Regions from separate parts of the Homo sapiens genome. Here region 1 is linked to region 2. A link is an interaction called in ENCODE POLR2A ChIA-PET data of the cell type or tissue named here. Cell type or tissue: CD4-positive, alpha-beta T cell. All regions are shown on one strand.

Evidence for each region. Peaks named below come from ENCODE experiments on the same cell type or tissue, not always from the same donor. Only the 100,000 strongest peaks of a DNase experiment are listed, where the experiment ranks them.
Region 1: POLR2A ChIA-PET joins it to region 2 with 5 read pairs; 2 of 35 experiments call an interaction of 5 or more read pairs at or near these places.

Annotation. Positions count from the first base shown.
Region 1 is chr1:5,235,288-5,239,287 of GRCh38, reverse strand. No RefSeq gene overlaps it. Among named protein-coding and RNA genes, the nearest start is that of LINC02782, 140 kb to the right of the region's middle. In CD4-positive, alpha-beta T cell, no CTCF peak of the experiment used is centred here; no DNase peak of the experiment used is centred here.
Region 2 is chr1:5,386,897-5,390,896 of GRCh38, reverse strand. No RefSeq gene overlaps it. Among named protein-coding and RNA genes, the nearest start is that of LINC02782, 290 kb to the right of the region's middle. RefSeq lists an enhancer at 1,244-2,443. In CD4-positive, alpha-beta T cell, no CTCF peak of the experiment used is centred here; a DNase peak (open chromatin) is centred at 1,686; H3K4me3 peaks cover 726 bases; H3K27ac peaks cover 2,658 bases.

The DNA.
Region 1 (4,000 bases), 150 kb after region 2:
GTTTTCCAGCTATTCTTGCTGATATTTCTATGGACAAAGAAAGGCTCATGAACAAAAATAGTTGGGGTTTTATCTTTTCCAATTTATTCAAAAGACAAATAAATGGGTGCTATTTTTTCTCCTTGCTCCTGATTTTGGACCTCAGGTGCACACAGCTGGGCAATTACATGCTTCAGCTCCCAGCACACTGCCATTATTGTCCCTTGCAAGTTACCTCTCTTGTTTTATTTTACCTCAGTTTAGTATTTTCCTCTTATCACTCTCCCTCAGTCCCATGTGCACGCCTGCAGGCACCGGCTCTAATGGATTTTATGTCTGTCTGCGGATATGTGAGTGTCTGAAAACACACAGTGCTCTTGTTTTCACTCGCCCTGCAGAGTCCGCGTTGGACTAATCCCTACTCTCCCGCTGCTCCACATCTGTCCCCGGGGAACTGAGCACAGTGGGAGGAAAACACAGATCCCTATTGCTAGTCTTTCTGTATGTGGGCAGCCAACATCCTGAAAGGGTCTTTGGTGGGGCCAGGGCCTCCCACTATGAATCCCTTCCGTCCACTCCCCGACTTTCCCAAAAGACCTTGACACACCTTCTCCTCTGGCTTTAAACCTCGAAGCCCTCCTCCAAAATGCTCCCTCCCTGATAATGAGCTCCTTCCAACTTCATGGAGAAACCGGAAACCCTTGAAATGAAATCCGTTCTGTACCCACCCTCACGTTTACTACGTCAGAGCCTCTGTCTTCTCTCCCGTTAAGATTCATCTGTTCTTGTCTCCCCAAAGCTAATCCCTGCACCTGTGCCAACTCCTTCCCCCTCCCACACGCTCAAGGGCACCATCCAACAATTGCCACATTTTCTCTCGCTCCTGGGTCATTCCGTGAGTATAAAAACATGCAGTCATAGCCCTCATCATTTGTCAGAAAATGTCTTTATTTCACATATACATGAAAGCACCCTGTGTTTGTGAATGACAATATTAGGGTGAGAACAATCTAAAAATATTATCCCACTCTTTTCTGGCTTCCATTTTTTTCTGTTATAAAACCTACAATTGACATGATTAGCGTTTTTTGTTTTGTTTTGTTTCTATTTTGTTTTTCTGATAATCAGTTTCCTTCTCCCTAGTCAATTTTAGGATTTTCATGTTCTTTGTTTTCGATATAAAGCCTTTAGTTGTGGATTTCATTTCATTTCCTGCTGCTTCAGATTCACAGTATTCTTTGAGTCTGGGAACTAAGTTTTTAAATTTGCTCTGTAAAAATTTCAGTCATCATCACTTTGCGTAGTCATTTTCTCCATCTTCAAATCATTTATTTTATTTTAAGCACATATGATTTATATTTCATACATGATAATTCAAATGCATGAGGCCTTTGTGTGGCTCATTATTGTGAATGTTGTTTCTGCTGATTCTAATGCACAGTAGCCAGTTCCTTCATGTGTTTTGCAATTTTCAATTGTGAACTTAGGTTTGATTGATCCTATCTTGTGGGAATCTTTAGGAATCTGTGTTGAGTTGCATTCCTCTAGAGAGGATTTGTGTTTACTTTTGCCTTGTACCTGGAAGCACTAAAACCCAGGACCTCATCCAGTGTTCTCCTCAACAAAAAAATTACATAGCACTTTATACATGTCACACACAGTAAAAGTTGCATTCTCCTTTTAAAGATGAAGAATGCAGAAAAAGGCAGTTATGCACCTTGACCAAAGTCACTCACATTGTTTATGACAGGGCAGCCACAAACATGCTGTCAGTCACTCTGCTATGATATAGCTCATCTATGATACTTGCTCATCTCTGCAGCAAGTACAAATTCAAACCCTAAGTCCAGAGCCATGAGGGCCAGGCAGGGATCACATATTCTCAGGCAAAGCTGATAATGCAGCTTTCCTTCTGGCCCCCAACTTGCCACAGGTAGATTTTTTTCCCATAGCCACCCCTGTCTTTGAGAAGGTAGAACTGAGAGGGACTAACCTTATATAGAAGGGCTCAGCTTCAAACTTTCGTCTCTAAGAGGCCAAGGTCTTGCTTAATGCCCCATGCATTTGTTAAAACCAACAAGCCTGCATCCCCGGTGTTGGTGAATGTCCCAAGGGCAGCTATTACTCCACCCTCACCTACCACTCTAATTTTACCTGCTGTTTCTTTTCCTGACTCCCAAGTTTCCTTTAATTCTTGTGAGCTCAGCTTTTCATTTAGTCATGTTTGTTGTAATTTATTCAACATTGCTAGGTCTTTTTTAGTGAAAGAGCTTTTAAGGATTTCTAGACTGCTCTATTGCCAGAAACACAAAGTTTTCTTTTTCTCTATTTTACTTTTAAATGTTTGCTCTTCATCCACTAAGATCTGAGGGTCCCAGGCTTTGATTGGTGAGTACTAACTCTTGAGGGTCTCTATGGCAAAGGTTCTGAAGCCTTGCTTGTATTCTACCTACATTTAAATGACAGCTTGCTTGAATGTCCAATTCTGGGGTTGAAATTCTTTCCTTCCACTTTTGACCATCGTATTTCTCAACAGCGACACTAAGACACATAAGTTATATTTTTAATCTTATTCTTTTATCTTTGCATGGCATCTGCTTTTTCTCTTTGAAAGTTTTTAGAATCTTCTCTTTCCTTTGATGATCTTAAGTCTAATTCTAATGTGTCTAGGTAAAGTTTAGGTTTTTTTTCTATATTTTAATCTTTCGAGCTGGGCCCTCTGTGAGCCCTTTCCAGCTGAGAACAACTTTTTTTCTAAGTCTGTGAACTTCTTGGTCTTTTCTTATTTTTCAACAATTCTTCTTTCTGTTTACCTTTCTCTGTCCCTGTGGGACTCCTATTACGTGGATGTCTAGAGGTTGTTCTGCCTCATCCAGGTTTCCAGCTCATTCTTCTCTCTTTAACCCTTCCTTGTGCCTTCTGAGTGAGCTTCTCATTCCACCTTCAACCTCCTCCTTGTCTCTCTGGTATTCTGACATCCCAACCATCTCCTGGGTTCACTATTTAAAATACTATCATTTTAGACTACTTTTTCTCTGATTCCTTTTCATGTATACTTGGACTTGCTTCATGTTTTTAATATCCACGCTACCAATCTGAGGACATTTATAAAAAATTTTATTTTAAGCTTGTTTTCTGCCTAATCCATTGATTTTGCTTTGTCTAGTACAAGCTGTCTTTTATGAAACAGCATGCATGCCTCTCAAATATCCCCCCACCTTTCCTTTAGAACTCTCAGCTGCTTTTGCTGATAGGTGCATCCTCCCGATGGGGTAAAGTCCTTGTCCTCAGCTTGGGCTCCTCCAAGTAGAAGGGGTGGTTTTTCTTTCCCAGTGGTGGCAGAGGGTGCTTCAGAGTTGAGACCCTCTCATGTTGCAGTCTGGGCTCAATCAGCCCCACCAGCCCTTCTGTCTTGCTCCCCAAGTCTCATCATCAATGTCTCAGTGCCTCTGCCCAGACACAGTTTCACTTTGAGAATTGCCTCTGGATTTGTCATTGGTCACCTGAGAAAGTGGAAAGAGGGTGAGCAGGGAACAGGAAGTTCTCGGAAGCCCATTCACAGGACTGCTGGCCCCTCTCCCAGTTGGGCTCCAGCATTGCTCTGTGCTCACCTTTTTGTTTCGCTGGAAGGTGAGCTGGGGTGGAGAGGGGCCTGCTGATTTCACCACTGTGCTGCAAACAGCATGTCAGGAGCTGAGTTGCAGATGTCTGGGACTCTGATAAAGCAGCGGAAATTGTTGGCAGCCGCTTATCTTCCCGGCATTGTGGATGCACATCAGGATTACATGGATGATGCAGGAATTGGGACATGGTTTCTGACAAGTGTGAAGAAATGGGATGGATGTCACTTAAATCAGGAGAAAAGTTGCAACACTCAGCTCAAAGATGTCAAGCGGATTTGAGCCTGTGTGGGGCTGTGATGAGCCAGCAGTCACTGTGTACCCTGGTGCTTCTCGAACTTTATTATCAAGCAGATCACTGAGGGATCTTGTCAAAGTGCTGCTTGGACTCAGTAGATAGA
Region 2 (4,000 bases):
TCAGAACCAACACACGGCTGCGGCGTCCCTGCAAGGAGGCTTCCAGAGTCTTTCCTGCCCAGGGTAGGGAAACATATTTTCTTCCAGCTGTCTACAATTGCCTGAGCCCAGCATAGTCACCCACAGCCAGAAGCGGCACATCAGCTTTCTTCTGCTAATCACAGAATCACTCCTCCAGGGCAGCTGCCGGGCCTCAGGTGCTTGGGGTCGGGGCTGAGCTGAGTCATTCCCATATGTCTGATTCTTGCACATTTAAGACATGAGCAGAGGAACCCACTGCAAATGCTTCACTGAGAGACGGGAGTGAAAGACCTAGCTCCCTGGCTCTGGACCCCAAGTGATCTGGAGTAATTTCAACTTCAGGATCTATCATGTTACCAACCCCCACCAAAATTAGCACACACTCAGAGATCTGCAACTGAGGGTCCAAGACCTATTTTCTGGAGTTGCTGATATACATAAGAGTTGATATCAAACCATTTGTTGAATTGTGCTTTTGGGAAATACAGTCCTGGCTTGCAAAAATTTTGACTTCTGAAAAGAGGGGTTCTTTTCTGATTTTAGATGATTGCCTTTTCCTAGATGCTTAGTAATGTCTGGCTACCCCCACCACACCCAAAGGGTGACAGCTCCAGACAAAGCCTCTGTGTCCAGGAGCCTTCGTCATTCCCTGGGGATTTCTGGAGTTGAGCAGGACATTCGCTGGGACATCGTAGCCAGAGCACAGTGCGGAGGCAGGGCTGTGGCTGTGGGGGATCCTCTAACCCAGCGGGGGGCGGGGCAGGAAATAGGTCTCATCCCACCCCAAGGAGGGGCCACCAGGGTTGTCACCATGTCCCAACTTCAGGTTAAAGTGTTGGGCTCCAGTAGGGTCTTCAGGCTGGACTGGCTTGACCCAGTGGAAGTGGGGGAATCTGTAACCCTGGACAGTGAGCCCAAGGCAGTCCCTACACTGGCAGGTGTGAGCAGCCACCATTTCCCCATGCTTGCCATGTTCTCATCACCATTATCCATACTAGAATTGCAGCAGAGAGGAACCCAGGGTCCCTCCTCAGTTCAGAGCCACCAAGCCTCCAAGTTCATCCTGACCAAGGCATCCATGCAGTGAACTTGTGAGCCAACGAGCATGAGCTCCACAGACCCAACTTCCACATGGCGTCCAGGGATGACTGATCCCATTCAGCCAACTCAGAATTCTGGGTGTGCGTGACTGGGCCATTAAAGGAACTAGCTCTGTGTGTCCCGAAGCACCGGTTTGCCAGTCAGATTGCCTGAAATCAGAGCTGCTCACAACAAGGGGCTTTTATTTATTTTTTGGAGAAATACTGACATTTCCTAAAATAGTGGTCTTTTATTCAATTGACAGTAAGTTCGGGAGCTGTTACACACGATCTGTGCCTGGTGGGTGACGGTTAGGAACGGAGCTCTTTGTGAACACATCTGCATGCTGAAGAGGGTGGAGGGTCCCTTTTCACAAACACTTTGTTCGCAGCCCCCACATCCTGTGGGCCAGGGGACAGCGAGGACTTCACGCGTGTGCTGGTTGGCAATGCCAGCATGTCCTCTCCCTGCCGCTCTGGGGATTCTAGACCGTACACACCGCTCTTCCAGTCTGTAGTTCATTTTAATTTCCTTTTCTTTGAAAAGAAGTACTCTTCATTCCTTTAGCCACCTTTTTGGCCACAAGATATGAGTCACAGATGAAAGCTACATTGTAAAAAGATGGGTTTAAAAAAACCAAACCAAAAACCCCACCCAACAACAAAACCCATTTCCTGTCTTTGAGGCAAAGCAAGAGAGAAGGGAAAAATATCTGAAATAGCAGGTAATAAAAAAACAGCTTCTACCGAGAGACTATCTTCTCTATGTCTGAAAGGCATTGGCTTTGGAAATAACTAGAAAGTTCTTGAGAGAGAGTTGAGAAGAAAAATACCAGGGAGCAGGTATTTTTCCATCAAAATTTTACACCAAACTTAAGAAAATTGCTTTAGAAGGCTTACAGCATGATTCAAGGGAATGAGCAGCCACCTCCTCTAATCATCACTTCCCCTCCTTACATGTCCTCCCCATGCCTGCAGGATGACGCCAGCCTCCTCAGCTGAAGGTGCAGACTGATGACCAGGAGAAGGGAGCGATCCTTCCTCCATTCCCTTGAAGCCTGTCCCTGGGGAGCCTGTAGGATCGCCGAGAAACACTAATCCGTTCTGCAAGGACGGGATGGAATGCATTGGGGGAAGATGCATTAAACAGACACCTCTCTTTAAGAAGCCATCTTACTAACTCAGTGGGTAATTCTTTGGCTTGATGGCTCTCCTCCTGGAGCTCCAGTAAATCTTCCAAGGAGCCAGTGCCGCACTGGAGGTGCTGGTCCATCTGTTGATCTGTGGATCTGCAGAAATGGGCTCCAGGGAGCATTCACAGGTGAGATCACAGCAAAGAAATGACGGATTGCCCAACTTGTGAGGAAGTGCCATCAGAAAAGACTCCATTTTGGGAGAACCATTTAGCCAGGCCGGGGAAGCTGGCTCTGGGCTTCTGTATTTTCCTTAGGAGTTTGCTGGTTTCCTAGAAGTGCTGGATTTATCAGCAAAAATCCCAAAGTGGCCGTGGCTGGGTTGTTGACCAAAGCCGTTGGCTTCAGAGCTTCTCTGGCAAAGAGAGAGTGAGCAGAACAAGTGTTTTAGGCTCCTGGCTGAGGAAGGGAGGGGAGTCCTCCGCATGTCTGTGCCTAAATATCCACGTTCCTGTCTTTTCCTTGTTCCAAGAACCCTCCTGGCCTCCGAAGCCTCGCTCCTCTCCTTCCATAGAGTCAAGGGCACCAGCACATCGGGTGCCTTGAGCTCTTCCGGGGATCCAGGGGTGTCACGGGAAGAAGGACCAAACTACCGACATGTTTGGGGGTTCTCTGGAGAAAACGAAATTGAGCAGGACTTAGAACTTCCCAGAGCCCTGTGAGCTTTGTGAGTTTCCAAGAGCAGAATGTGTTAGAATTTATTTCCAAACTCCTAGCACTCGGATTTGAGTCTGTTATGGGTGCATTGAAGTCCTAACTGCCAGTACCGGTGCATGGCAACTTATTTGGAAATTGCAGATATAATCAAGTTAAAGTGACACAGAGACACACACAGAGATACAAACAGAGACAAGAAACAGAGACATACACACAGACACAGAGACAGACAGACACACAGAGACACACACAAATACACAAAGATAAACACATAGAGACACACACACAGACATAGAGACAGACACAAAGACACACACAGACACACACACAGACACACACACACAGACACAGAGATACACATACACATGCAGGGACAGACACACAGGCAGACACACACACAGACATAGAGACAGACACACAAAGAGACACAGACACAGAGACACACACGCAGTGATACACATAGAGACAGACACAAGAGACACAGACACATAGAGACAGACACACAGACACAGAGATACACACAGAGAAGACACAGAGACACACACAGACACACACACAGGCACAACTGAGACAAGACACAGAGACATACACACAGACACAGACACACACATAGAGACACACAGATACACACAGGCACACACAGACACATGGGGACAAGACAGAGACATACACACAGACATAGACACACACAGAGACACACAGATACAGGCACACACAGACATAGACACACACAGACACACATACACAGACATAGAGAAATGCACACAGACACACATACACCACACACACCACATACACACACTACACACACACACCACATACACACACACCACACACACCACACATACACACACCACACACTACACACACACACCCACACACACCACACAGACACCACATAGACACCACACACTATACACCCACCACACACCACACACACCACATACACACCACACACTACACAAACACCACACCACACTCACATACCACACACACACCACACACACATACCATACACACACACACACACACACACACACACACACCATA